Regions from separate parts of the Homo sapiens genome. Here region 2 is linked to region 1. Evidence: chromatin contacts called from ENCODE Hi-C data. All regions are on one chromosome and are shown on one strand. The core of a region is the stretch at or near the end of the contact, and the rest is flanking DNA. Distances in the headings are between cores, read along the strand shown.

Region 1 (6,268 bases), core at 1,440-3,939:
TCTCATTACTGAACCATAAGGAGGAAATAATAGCTGGGAAATATAGAGAGTAGCCACAGTCATCAAGGAAATAGAAATTTTCATACTATTTGAATTGTTTGAAAAGGAAATTCAAACAATTTTCTTTTTTTTTTTAATTATACTTTAAGTTCTAGGGTACATGTGCACAACGTGCAGGTTTGTTACATATGTATACATGTGCCATATTGGTGTGCTGCACCCATTAACTCGTCATTTACTTTAGGTATATCTCCTAATGCTATCCCTCCCCCCTTCCCCCACCCCACGACAGGCCCCGGTGTGTGATGTTCCCCCTCCTGTGTCCAAGTGTTCTCATAAACAATTTTCTTTTAAGACAGGGTCTTGCTTTGTCTTCCAGGCTGGAGTGCGGTGGTACCATCATAGCTTGCTGTAATCTCAAATTCCTACTTGGCTAATTTTTAATTAAAAAAAAATTTTTGTGTGTGTGCAGGTGGAATCTCCCTATGTTGCCCAGGCTGGTCTTGAACTTCTGGCCTCAAGCAATCCTCCTGCCTGGGCCCCCCAAAGTGCTAGGATTAAGGATTACAGGTGTGAACCACTGCACCTGGCCTCATAGAAACTTTTAAAAGAAAGATTTTTTTTTGTTAAGAATGCAGAATTTTGAGAGACCAATTACCAAATTATGAAGAGTATATAGGTTGCACTTCAGTGTGTAATATTTAGGTAGGATCTGGCCAGAAGACCCACAAACACTGGGGTCCTGCCATTGATCAGCTACCCATCTCTGTGAAGTCCTTGAGGAAAAAGCATTCACTCAGGAGGCAGGCAAGGTAAATAAACAGTGTTTTCCTAGCTGGTACTCAGAAACTCTCCCATAGAGGTCTGCAAATGAGCTAGGAAGGGTGCTATGAAGAACTCCCTTTGTCTAAATTAGGTTACATTCAATGGCTGAAAATCAAATCAGACAGAAAGCATATAAAGCCAGCTTTACCATTTCCATTTCCAATCTCCAAAAATATGTATATTCAAGCAAAGAGTAATGTAGACTACTGCAGACAGAATGGCCAGACAGGGCTTGAAATTCTGCATCAATGCTTACGGCAACCATGGCCTAGACCTGAGTATGCAGTTTGGGTTGATATCCTTGTTTGGATCATCAAGGTCAAATGATGTCCTTAAGGACATAGCGGGCAAATTTACAAGCACCACTGGATTATCATACACAGCACATGAATTTTTCTCTTTCATCTCTGTGACTCTTTCTAATATGTCATAGTAAATATCTAGATCTTCTGAATGGGTATAGGTGGCAGCTTGGAAAATAAGGTTAAAACAACATTGAGAGAATTATGAGGGTTTCTGACAGAATGCAGGGAGAATCGAAGTTGGTGAGATGTTTCCAAAATATTGCAATATTCATTTTCCTACCATTAAAAAAAATCTTTGCCACCTCTCGTTTTGGATTATACGTCTCTTTCCCCATTAGAGAGAGAACACCTGAGGGCAGGGACTTTCTTATGCCTTTGTATCCTCATAACTTAGCAGGGATGGAACCTACAGTATATGCCAATTCGTGTTTTTTAAGTGCATAAATAATTTAGCTAGCTATTGAACAGAAAAAAAGGTACTACAGATACATCCTTGAGAAGCATATAGCCTCGCAAGGAGAGGGTTCCGACCTATATGGCACAATGAAGCCACAGTAAATGTTGCACAGGATTGAGTGGCAAATCGTGTATTACAGAGTATGAAAACTATAAAAACTTGTAGTAGGAACAAATTAACGTACTGTAGACCATTTGGAGGTGAGGTATGATCAAGGTAGGATTTGTCTAAGCCTCTGAGGATATTTATAATCTGGACAGAATTCTTGCTAGAAAAAACAGCCTGCGAGATGCAGAGGTGGATTCTGACATAGATTCCTTAAGCCCCAAGGACAAGCAAGGTTTCTTTTGCCCAAGGTTCAGAATCATTGGTTTGGTGGGGTGGACTGGGCTTTTTCAGTGCCTTCGCTTTGCTTTTTAAATATTGATGAATCAGTATTGTGGTTACCTGGCATACGACAAAAGAGGCAGCTTTCAGTCACTTCCACGGCTTCAGTTGGTGAGCTTTTCGCCTCCTTGCCTGGTGTCCTCATTTCTTTTTTTTTTTTTTTCTTTTTTACCCTTATCTTATTTGTTATTTTTTTTTCTGGGTTCTCCATTTCTTGTCACTGCCCTGAGCCCTGGGTTTGTCTTAGCAGTTTGGACTATCTACAGGTTAAGATCAGAGGTGCCTTTTCTCTGTGAGTACGAGTGGGGCTGCAGTAGAAGCGGGGGAGAGCTTGCGGAACCCCAAGCTCTCTGCTTCATGCTACTGCATTTTTCTTTACTAGGTTCTGTTGAGTCGGGAAGCAGATCAAGGTCAAGTTAGTCCTCACCCTTCCTAACGCGTTTTCTAAGGTTCTTCTGCATACTTAAAAAAGTTCGGGACCTAAGTAGTTACCGGGACCCCAAGAGCTACGAGGTTTAGGCCTGCCTTCTTCAAGGCGCGCCGGGTTCCGGGTAAAAAGAGCCGGGAAAGGGTGGCTGCTCGGTGCGCATGCTCCGAGGGCTCGGCCCAGGAAGGCACCTCCACTTCGCTCCCTAGAGACTGGGCCCGCCTCCTCCCCAGAGACTGGGCCCGCCTCCTCCCCAGGCTTCCGGGCGGAGAGAAGTGGGCGGAGTCAGGGCCGGAAGCACCGGGGCGAGCGTCTAATCCCTAATACCCAATTTTGGTGGCGTGCACCTGGCAAACTGATGATTGTGTGGGACGTCTAATCTCTAGTCGCTCACCCCTCTACTTTACCACAGAGCTAGAAATCGATTTGAGGAAATCTGGTATCAATGAGCGGGCGGGGAGACAACCCCACCCCTAATTTCCCTGTTTACGGAAGTTCTTTCCCGGCCTCCTCAGACTGGTGTCGGCTTCCTTTTTCTCCACACTTCTAGCTACCTTGTTTTTATCGTTTTCGGCACCTGCCCTTCCCCAGCGCCCCCACCACCCCGAGCACTATGTATGATCGGGCTCCCCGCCTGCTCAAATTGGCTGAAGGTGGCAGCACTGAGGCCCATGTGGGTCCTGGATCCTACCAGGTACCTTTCCTGAAGCAGCAGGCGACAGGTAAGATGTAGGAAGAGGCAGAGCTCCTGTGACAGGCATCCTATCTTCAGCCTGCTCCGCTTCTGCGTGCTTGTGAGTTAAACATAGAGCGGAATAGTACCATTTTGTAAACATAACAAAACATGAAGTAGGCAGGGAAAACACTATACTTTTATTTTACAGATGAGACTGATAGTATCACTTGTCCCATTTCAAAAGGCTGGTGAGCATATGGCTAGGACTTTTGATTCCGCAATAGTTGTCTACATCCTACTTTTGATTGTGCAGTTTAGGTCTAGGATTTTGATTTCCTGGCTGTGTTGACATAATATATGAGTCTCCAAATCCTGTGCCCTTACCTCCCGCTGTCTCGTTGCTTTGTAATCCTGCCTGCCTCACATCTTTCCTCCCATTAACCAGAGACATTTATTTATTAAGATGTAGCTTATATTTCTATTTTGCAGTATTATTTAAAGATAGTTCCGTTTTTTTTTCAGACAGATTTTTCTGACCGTCCTCATCTCTTTTAACACACTTCAGGGGAGCCCCTTTTCTCCACATTCTGTAAAGAAAAATTATATTTTTGACCAGTGGAGTGGGGATGGATAATTTAAATAATATTTGCTCTCCTCGTTTGTTTGCAGTTAGTGACTTAGTCAAAAATAAATACATCAATTTTGCTTTCTACTTTTTCTATTCTGGTGATTTTCTGGAGCTTAATACCGTCCAAATGATAGTTTTTCTTAACCTACATTTTCCCCATACCTACACTATGTATTTTCAAGCAAATGCCAGGATCCATTATTCTGTTACATAACTGATCAGATAAGGGAAGGTTTAGGTTTCTTGGGGTGGAGTACAAATTTGACTTCTGTCAGTGTTTCACATGTTGAATTGTACTGCTTCACAGTATCTGGTATCACTATTCTTGCAGCTTATTCTATCTTTATTTTAATGGAGTTGGGCATTATAAGCATTAATTCCCCTAACAATGGCTAACAATGACCCCCTGTGACACTTTGCAATCCTTAATTTTGACATAACTGACCACTTTATTCTTGGAAACACTTCTTTCCAAAATGTAACATCATTTCCTCCTGTTTTTTTTTTTTTTTTTTTTCCCAACTACTGTCTTGGAAGAGTGTCTGGGAACATGATTGGGACCTAATAAACATTTGTTAAATGCCGAATCAGGGCATCATCTTCTCCCCCTCTCCAAGCAGTCCTTCATGGCCTTCTTTAAATGTTTTTATGTTTCTTGTTGATGAAAAGAGTCAAACTCTGTAAAATATTTTAAGAGATTTATTCCGAGCCAAATATGAGTGACCATGGCCTGTGACACAGCCCTCAGGAGGTCCTGAGAACATGTGCCCAAGGTGGTTGGGGTACAGCTTGGCTTTATGTATTTCAGGGAGGCATGAGTTATTAATCAAGTACACTTAATAAATACATTGGCTTTGTTCAGAAAGGCGGGACAACTCAAAGTGGGGGCTTCCAGGCTATAGGTAAATTTAAACATTTTCTGGTTGACAATTGGTTGAGTCTATCTGAAGACTGGCATCAAAAGAAATGTTCAGGTTAAGATACAGGATTGTGGAGACCAAGTTTTGTTGTGCAGAGGAAACTCTCAGATAGCAGACTTCAGAGAGAGGGAGCAGGTTGTAAAATGCTTCTTATCAGACCTAAAAGAGTGCCTGGCTCTTAGTTGATTATCTCCTGCATCTGGAAAGGAAGGAAAACGAAGGGGAAAGGGTATTCTCTATAGAGTGTTGATTTTTCCCACAAGAGACTTTGCAGGGCAATTTCAAGGTATGGCAAGGAAATATATTTTTAGGTAAAACATTTTGATTTTTTTTCCTTGTCTCATAATGTTATGCCAGAGTCAGATTGGAAAGTAAGCCACTATATATAGGATTAAATAAAATCCATCTGATAAGAATGTATAGTTTGTAGGGCGTGACTCCCTAGACCCCTTAGATAGGAATTTGGGCAAAATAAAAAAAATCAGAGCTTAGTCCTCATTTGACACATCTTTAAATGTTTATGTACTGTACTTCCAATCCTTTGCTTGTTACTTTTCTCGTGTGTACTTTCTCATTTGCTATCCATATTCTGATTCTGATGACTCCCAGAAGGAAATCTTAAGAGATACAGGTGATTTATGTCTCTAAGGTGAGCTTTCTCCTAATCTTTCGGCTTTCAACACTGCCAATCACTTTTGTTTGTTTTTCTCTTCTTTTTAATTCTTTTTTTGTTGCTGTTGATGTCCTTGAGTCATAACCAGTTACTTTTTTGAACATCTCTACCTAGATGGTCTCCGGTATCTGAAGTTTTAAGTGTCTGAGCTCATAATTTTTTCCAGCAATACTGGTCCCTTTTAAAATTTTTTTCCAGCAATACTGGTCCCTTTTTAAAAATTCCCTATTAGTCTATAATAAACTTTAAGTTTTGGAATTATTCTAGACTCTTTTCTCCCTGACTACTCCTGTTGATCATTAACACCTAATGATTCTATCTTCTCAGTGCCTGTTTGATTAGTTCCTCTTTTCCATTTAGCTGTCCTTGACTTAGTTCAAGCTCTCATTATTTCTATTTTGAATTAAACATATAAAATATTACTTGTTTTTCCTTATTTCAGTCTTCAATCCATCTTCTATCTTGTGGCAAGAGTGATCTTTCTAAGATATATTACATTATTTGTGAAAAAAAAATCCTTTGTAATATCAAGGTTAACATCTAAACTCCTTAATGTTGTTTATAATGTTCTTCATGTTCTGGGCCCTGACCTCATCTCCCACACCTCCACCTCCACCTGACCTACATTTCAGCAATTTCAACTTTACAGTTTTCCTAAGTTCATGCTCACTCACCTCTGTGCCTCTGTATCTGCTGATACATTTGTCCAGTACACTGTTTTCTTTCTTCACTTGGCTAATTTGTATTTATTCTTTGAGATTCAGCTAAAGTGAAGTTGTTCACTGACTACTCTTTCTCAGGTTTTTCTTCTCTGACTCCTTAATGACCTTTATAGCACTTTGATTCTATATTGTAATTAATGTTAACTTATCTGGCAGACCCACTAAAATGTGAGCTGCTTGAGGGCAATAACCACGATCTTTACTCCATTATTCCTAGTTTTTAGGTGAATACCATAACACATAAGTTC
Region 2 (6,268 bases), core at 2,030-4,529, 4.2 Mb before region 1:
TTTTAAATGGGAAGTGTTTTTCTTTTGTAATAATATGACTTATAGAATTTGGACCCTAAAATTTATCTGGCTAGGTGCAGTGGCACAGGCCTGTAATCCCAGCTGTTGAGGAGGCTGAGGTGGGAGGATCACTCGAGCCCAGGAGCTCTGGGATGTAGTGGGCTGTGCCAGTCACTAAGTTTGGCATCAATATGATGACCTTCAGATGTGGGGTGGTGGTGACTGGGGACCACCAGGTTGTCTGAGGAGGTGTGAACTGGCTCAGGTCTGAATGGAGTAGGTCAAAACTCCGTGGTGGTCAATAGTTGGATTGTGCCTGTGAATAGCCACTGCGTCCTAGCTTGAGCAACATAGTGAGATCCTGCCTCTTAAAAAATAAATAAATAAATAAATGAAACATTATTTGGTTATGAGTTGATTTGAAATGCTTGGGACCAGAAGTGTTTCAAATTTGGATTATTAAAGATTTCTGAATATTTACATATATATAAAATGAGATATTTTGGGGATGGGACCCAAGTCTAAACACAAAATTCATTTATGTTTCATATACACCCTATAAACATAGGCTGAAAGTAATTCTATATAATATTTCCAATAATTTTGTGCACCTGTCAAATGAGGTCAGGTGTAGAATTTTCCATTGGTGTCATTTCAGCACTCAAAAAGTTTCATATTTTGCAGTATTTTGGATTTGGAATTTTTGAATTAGAGATGCCTAACCTGTAGTTCTTTGGTGATTATAGTTTATTAGACTGGATGATCTAGAAATTAGCCTTACCTATTTGGTAGTTAGTAACCTGAAATTTTCTGAACACTTTCTCTTAATTGCATTATGTTAACTGGGCTTAGTAAAGTTGGCATGCAGGTTGGTCATTTATTTTACTGTTTCTTATTTTGTGGACTTGATGGGCTGGCGAAATGTATGTGCATAGACATGAATGACTGATAAATAGATAAATTATATATTCTAAAAATCCCACAATGTAAGATTTGTATTTGTATTTGTATTATTTTCTTTTTTGAGGCAGAGTCTCACTCTGTCACCCAGGTTGGAGTGCAGTGTCCTGATCTTGGCTCACTGCAACCTCTGTCTCCTAGGTTCAAGCGATTTTCATGCCTCAGCCTCCCGAGTAGCAAGGATTACAAGCGTGCGCCACCATGCCTGGCTAATTTTTGTACTTTTAGTAGACACAGGGTTTTTACATGTTGGCCAGGTTGGTCTGAACTCCTGATCTCAAGCTATCTGCCCACCTTATTCTCCCAAAGTGCTGAGATTACAGGCGTGAGCCACAGTGCCCAGCCAAGATTTGTATTTTTAAAAACCTTTTATATTTGTTAAAATCTAACACTTTATGGACAAATTTAGTTTTAGAAAAGCTGGAAATAAACAACTTGCTGGGTATAGATTAGCCATTTAGAGCATTCATTAATTTCCAAAAATCATTTTGCATCACGGAGGTCCAAAGGAAAAATAGGCAACAAACTATATTTTAAAATCCAATGAAAGGCTTGAAGAGTCCCACGAGCTGAGTGATTTAAGAGGACAACTGTGATATTAACTTACTTCTGGCCCTTAGATGAAATATTTGCCCTTTTAGCATCAACATAATTCTGTAAATTATTATTAACAAATACGTAGATTTTATAATTGGAAAGAGCACAGTATTAAGATCATTTAGTTCATCTCCCTTCAGGCATGAATCCTCCTACCACCTACTAAAGGCGGTCACCCAGGATCTGTTGATTTGAATCACTTTTGATCATGGAGAAATCACTATCTTCCAAGGCAGCCATGCCTTATAATTCCACAGAAACCTTCCTCTGGGTGACTTTGCCCCATGACTGCTGCCTTCTGTCCTCTGAAGTTAGATATAATATAGTTAAACCTTCTTCCATATGACAATCCTTCAGCTTCGTCTGCCTAGATCCTTAGCCTCTGGGAATGTTCTCTACCTGTCTCTTTCTTCTGCAGTTATGTCTTTAGGTTCCTCTTCTAAGATTAAGATTTTTTCCCTTTCCCCATCTTTTCCCCTTTGTCTAGACTTAATGTCTCTTTAAAATGTGCTATTTTAGGAGGCTGTGCATTCTCCTGATGAAAGGCAAGAACGGCATCTTGTATTCTTTTTATTGTCCTTAGTCACGTGAATGCAAAATGTCTGAGACAGGTCTCAGTCAATTTAGAAAGTTTATTTTGGCAAGGTTAAGGATGTGCCCCTGACACAGCCTCAGGAAGTCCTGAGACATGTGCCCAAGGTGGTCGGGGGTACAGTTTGCTTTTATATATTTTAGAGAGACATGAGACATCAATCAATATGTGTAAGATGTACATTGGTTCAGTCCAGTAAGGTGAGACAATTGGAAGTGGGGGCTTCCAGGTTAGAAGTATAATAGACAAGAGACAAAAGGTTGCATTCTTTTGAGGCCATGATCAGCCTTCCACTCAATAGACAGTTTAGTCTGGCCCAGTGAATCTGCATTTTTTGCATAAACGATGGAGAAGAGAAAGCAATCAGATATGCATTTGTCTCAGGTGAGCCTCAGAGGGATGAATTTGAATAGAATGGCAGGCAGGTTTGCCCTAAGCTGGTCCCTTCTTGATGTTTCCCTTTAGCTTGGTGATTTTGAAGTCTCAAGATTTATTTTCCTTTCACAGCCATCTAACAGTGAAGCATGGTTTCACTTTACACTTGAACCACTATATCCACCAGATACAAACTTTGCCTCAAACACCACACTCACTTTACACAAACCTGTTGACATCACACCTAAGTCAGCTTTTCTTGAGCTCCCATATGAACAAATAAACATTCCTCTGATCTGCGGATATCCCGCCAGGAAGGGCCGGCTTGGGCAGTGCTGGCTCAGCTAGCCCGCCACCGCTACCATTGGATTTCCTCTTTCTCCTCTGATTTTAAGAAGTGAGAAAAAAAAGCAATTCCTGTTAATTATGTAGACAATGCAAGGGTCTCCAGGCTCCATTTCAGCAAGTTGGTTTCATCAAGATCACGAAAAGATGCATGCGTCCCCGAGACCAGAGAGGAGTTAGGGACCCCGACACGGAGGTGGCATCAGGTAACCCTCAGGAGTGAGGGTGGGGAAGAGGGCATGGCTGATGCTGGGAATGAGCAGCGCCCGCGGAGGGAAGGCCGGCGGTCCTGCGCCCCGGCGTGGACGCGCGCGGGAGTTCAGGCTGGGGAAATGGGTCACCACGTGCTACGGAGGCGGGGACAGGGCCCTCCTCCCCTTATTTGTAAAGAGCGCCGGAGCGGATCGCGGAGTTTCACCGCGGACCTGTCAGAGATACAGAGGTTGTGGGGGCGGGAGACAGAAAGAGAGAGAGATCCAGAGACCGAGTCTTACGTTGACACGCAGAGAGAAAGACGCAGAGACAGACAAACAAACAGATAGGAGAGGTGAGAGGCCAGCGAGTGCTTCCGATTAACTTGCCAAGCTCAGAGAAGATCCGGGGAGAGGGAGGGTCCCCTTTAAACGCGCAATCCCCAGGACTCCGGAAGAGCCCTTTTCTGCAGCTCCTTGGGGACTGCACGTCTCACTTCTAAGTTTGCGGCGGAGAGAATAAAGCAGAAAGACAGGAAGAGGAGGTGGAGTTCTACAGTTAGTGTGGTTTTAGTTTTTCCTAAGAAGTGGCGTGGTTTGGGGCTTTATATCCGGGAGGAGCATATGTACGCAAATCCTGGGGCGTTTGCAAACCCGGATCCGGGGCGTCTGGCCCCATGCCCGGCCGGGCGTTTGAGGGCTACTGCCACGCAGCGTTTCTGGAGCCTGCCGGCTGGTGCCCTGGTGGCCTTTATCTCTGTCCCCCTTTGTCCTCTTTATCTCAGGCTCTCCAGGAGGCCGGGGGGCCCACTCCGCCTATCGCTCCCCTCGGCTACGCTGCCACTTCAATGCCCCGCAGGTCGCGAGCTGCTGTTCTTTCGAAGGCGTCGGAGAACCAGGGGCGTCCCGCGCCACCTCTGACTCGGAGCAGCGCCGAGCACTGACGCTCCCGCCCTTGGGCAAGGACGCCAGTGCGCCCGCGCGCGTCCCTCTGCGCGGCAGCCCGTCGCGGGCCCTCAAGGGGAAGCCCAGGCCAGGATGGCCCCGGGTCGCGCGGTGGCCGGGCTCCTGTTGCTGGCGGCCGCCGGCCTCGGAGGAGTGGCGGAGGGGCCAGGGCTAGCCTTCAGCGAGGATGTGCTGAGCGTGTTCGGCGCGAATCTGAGCCTGTCGGCGGCGCAGCTCCAGCACTTGCTGGAGCAGATGGGAGCCGCCTCCCGCGTGGGCGTCCCGGAGCCTGGCCAGCTGCACTTCAACCAGGTAAGGCCGCCAGGTCCGGGCAGCCCTCCGTACTGTGGGTGTCCCTAGACTTCACTTTGTATATGAGCCGTTTTTATTTGGGAAAAGTGCAGGAGAAAGAATCTTGTTATATTTCTCAAGTAGAAGGCGGTATCTGGTGACACTTGCTTTTCACTAGACGAGGCTGAAGGATTAAAAGGTTAACGTTGTTAAGGGATTTGGCAGCCGGAAACTGCAGTTTTACGCCTGATGAACTGAGAGGTCCGACTCTGGTGATTTTAACATTTTATAGAAAACTTTATGAAGTAGTTGAGGGTGTGACGCCACTTTAACAGATGCTTTTTAGATAGGAATGAGTTACTTAAATCTTGCCAGAAAGATAACGGCTCGCACACTTCCTACAAGGTTAGCAAGGAAGATTATCACATGCCACCCTGGTTAACAGTTGCCCGGTGCGTAACCAGTGCTATTTGAAAACGAGATATAATGTAGTTCTGGCTCCTGTGTACATTACATGAGGCATTCAGGGCTGAAACAGGGGCGGCCTTGAGACTAAGATTCTAATTTGGTCATCCAGATGGTGGTAGACTAGGCTTATATTGTTAGTTCCTTGTCATATGTCAGGTCAAATATTTGATTCTAGTATTTATCCAAAATGATTAAAAAAATTTTTTCAGTAATAAACAGGGTACTACTAGGCATTTGGCAATACCTTGGGTTTAAGAACAAGCTTCAAACTACGTAGGAGCAGTTAAACATCATACCTCTTTGTAAACATAAAATCAAATTATTCCTAATTATTTCTATAATAAATACTCTGTGATTGGGTAGTTCTTAAAATTGTTAAGTAGACAAAGTGTAGTTTCTGCATCCTTCCAAAACTGCTCTCCGTCTTTTAAAACTCAGTTAACTCAGTGCTTTGACTTGTTTTCCTTTACTCCTGTCCCACTGACAGCTGATATTGGAGGGTAGAATACGGTATTTTCCATATCGTTTGTCATTTTTGGACGATGTTAGTTTGTTACAAGAAGTTTTTGGGGTCCAAGATGTTTGGGAAATGCTGCATATTATACTCTGCTCTTGGAAATTTGGCGTTTCCTAATGAATATGACTTTAGATTACAGTTAGGGAAACTGTAATCAAATAAATTCCATGTTAATAACATTATACGTAGATTGATCTTTTTGTTAGAAATATCTTACCACAATTAAAGTATATGGCTCTTAAGAAAAGTAGAACTTTCTGATGCCATGGCATGTCAGAGGTGGTCTCTCTTTGATCTAGAAGGGTTTTGTGGTCCCCTTATGCATGTTCTTTAGTAAATTGTCTATAATTCCAGTTCTGGGCATGGTATTTTATCTGGGGTAATATCTGAGAAATGATGTGTTGGAAAAATGGAAATGCCCACAAATTATGCTAATATTTAAGAAAATAAAGTGTTTGCTGGCTAGTTGCATTCTTTTCTTATCAAATAGGGGAAACAACTGAGCTGACTCCAGTATTTCCAGGTAGGTATGGTCACGTGCTTGGAAAGAAGTTTAGAGGATTGACTTGAAGCTGCATATCTGTAGCCCACACATTGTTTTGACTTGCATGACCTCCTTATCTTGCAGTGTCTGGAGGTGTTGATGAATTTTAAAGGGGCAAAAGACCTCCCCACATCACCTTTGCAAAGACATTGGAAAACATGCCTAAATTATTTAGGAAAATTGGTTAAGTGTACCAGTAATACGATTCTCTGTTTATTAGCAGGCAGGATGTCTCAATAGGTAAAATTATATGTATCTTGACACCTGTTTTCTCATTCTCATGTTTGCATATTTAACTGCCCTCATTATGGCCTCTGTGGGCATCAAAAAGAGACAGGAAGAAGCCCATAATTACCTTGGAAAGAAAAGGAAGCCAAGGAAAATTTACCACTTAATAAGCCTAACAAACATCTCTTTGATGTTCTTGCTTTTTTTTTGAGACT

The links. A loop is a pair of places that touch in the nucleus more often than their neighbours do. Pooled maps may share reads with other maps.
Region 2: a map of CD8-positive, alpha-beta T cell shows a loop between it and region 1 (6-fold over the local background). The contact joins the promoter of SLC39A8 here to the promoter of STPG2 in region 1. A Hi-C loop is called at or near these places in 2 of 168 maps with a recorded cell type or tissue (CD8-positive, alpha-beta T cell and naive thymus-derived CD4-positive, alpha-beta T cell) and 9 of 50 pooled maps.

What each region holds. Positions count from the first base shown.
Region 1 is chr4:98,139,897-98,146,164 of GRCh38, reverse strand. It overlaps STPG2 (sperm tail PG-rich repeat containing 2), which reads left to right and starts at 2,689. Exons shown (of 11, transcript NM_174952.3): 1 at 2,689-3,123. The coding sequence starts at 3,015. RefSeq lists an enhancer at 2,863-2,962.
Region 2 is chr4:102,342,493-102,348,760 of GRCh38, reverse strand. SLC39A8 (solute carrier family 39 member 8) reads left to right here and starts at 3,279. Exons shown (of 9, transcript NM_001135146.2): 1 at 3,279-3,416; 2 at 3,846-4,317. The coding sequence starts at 4,099. It also overlaps the pseudogene RN7SL728P. RefSeq lists enhancers at 2,747-2,796, 4,697-4,756 and a silencer at 3,977-4,226.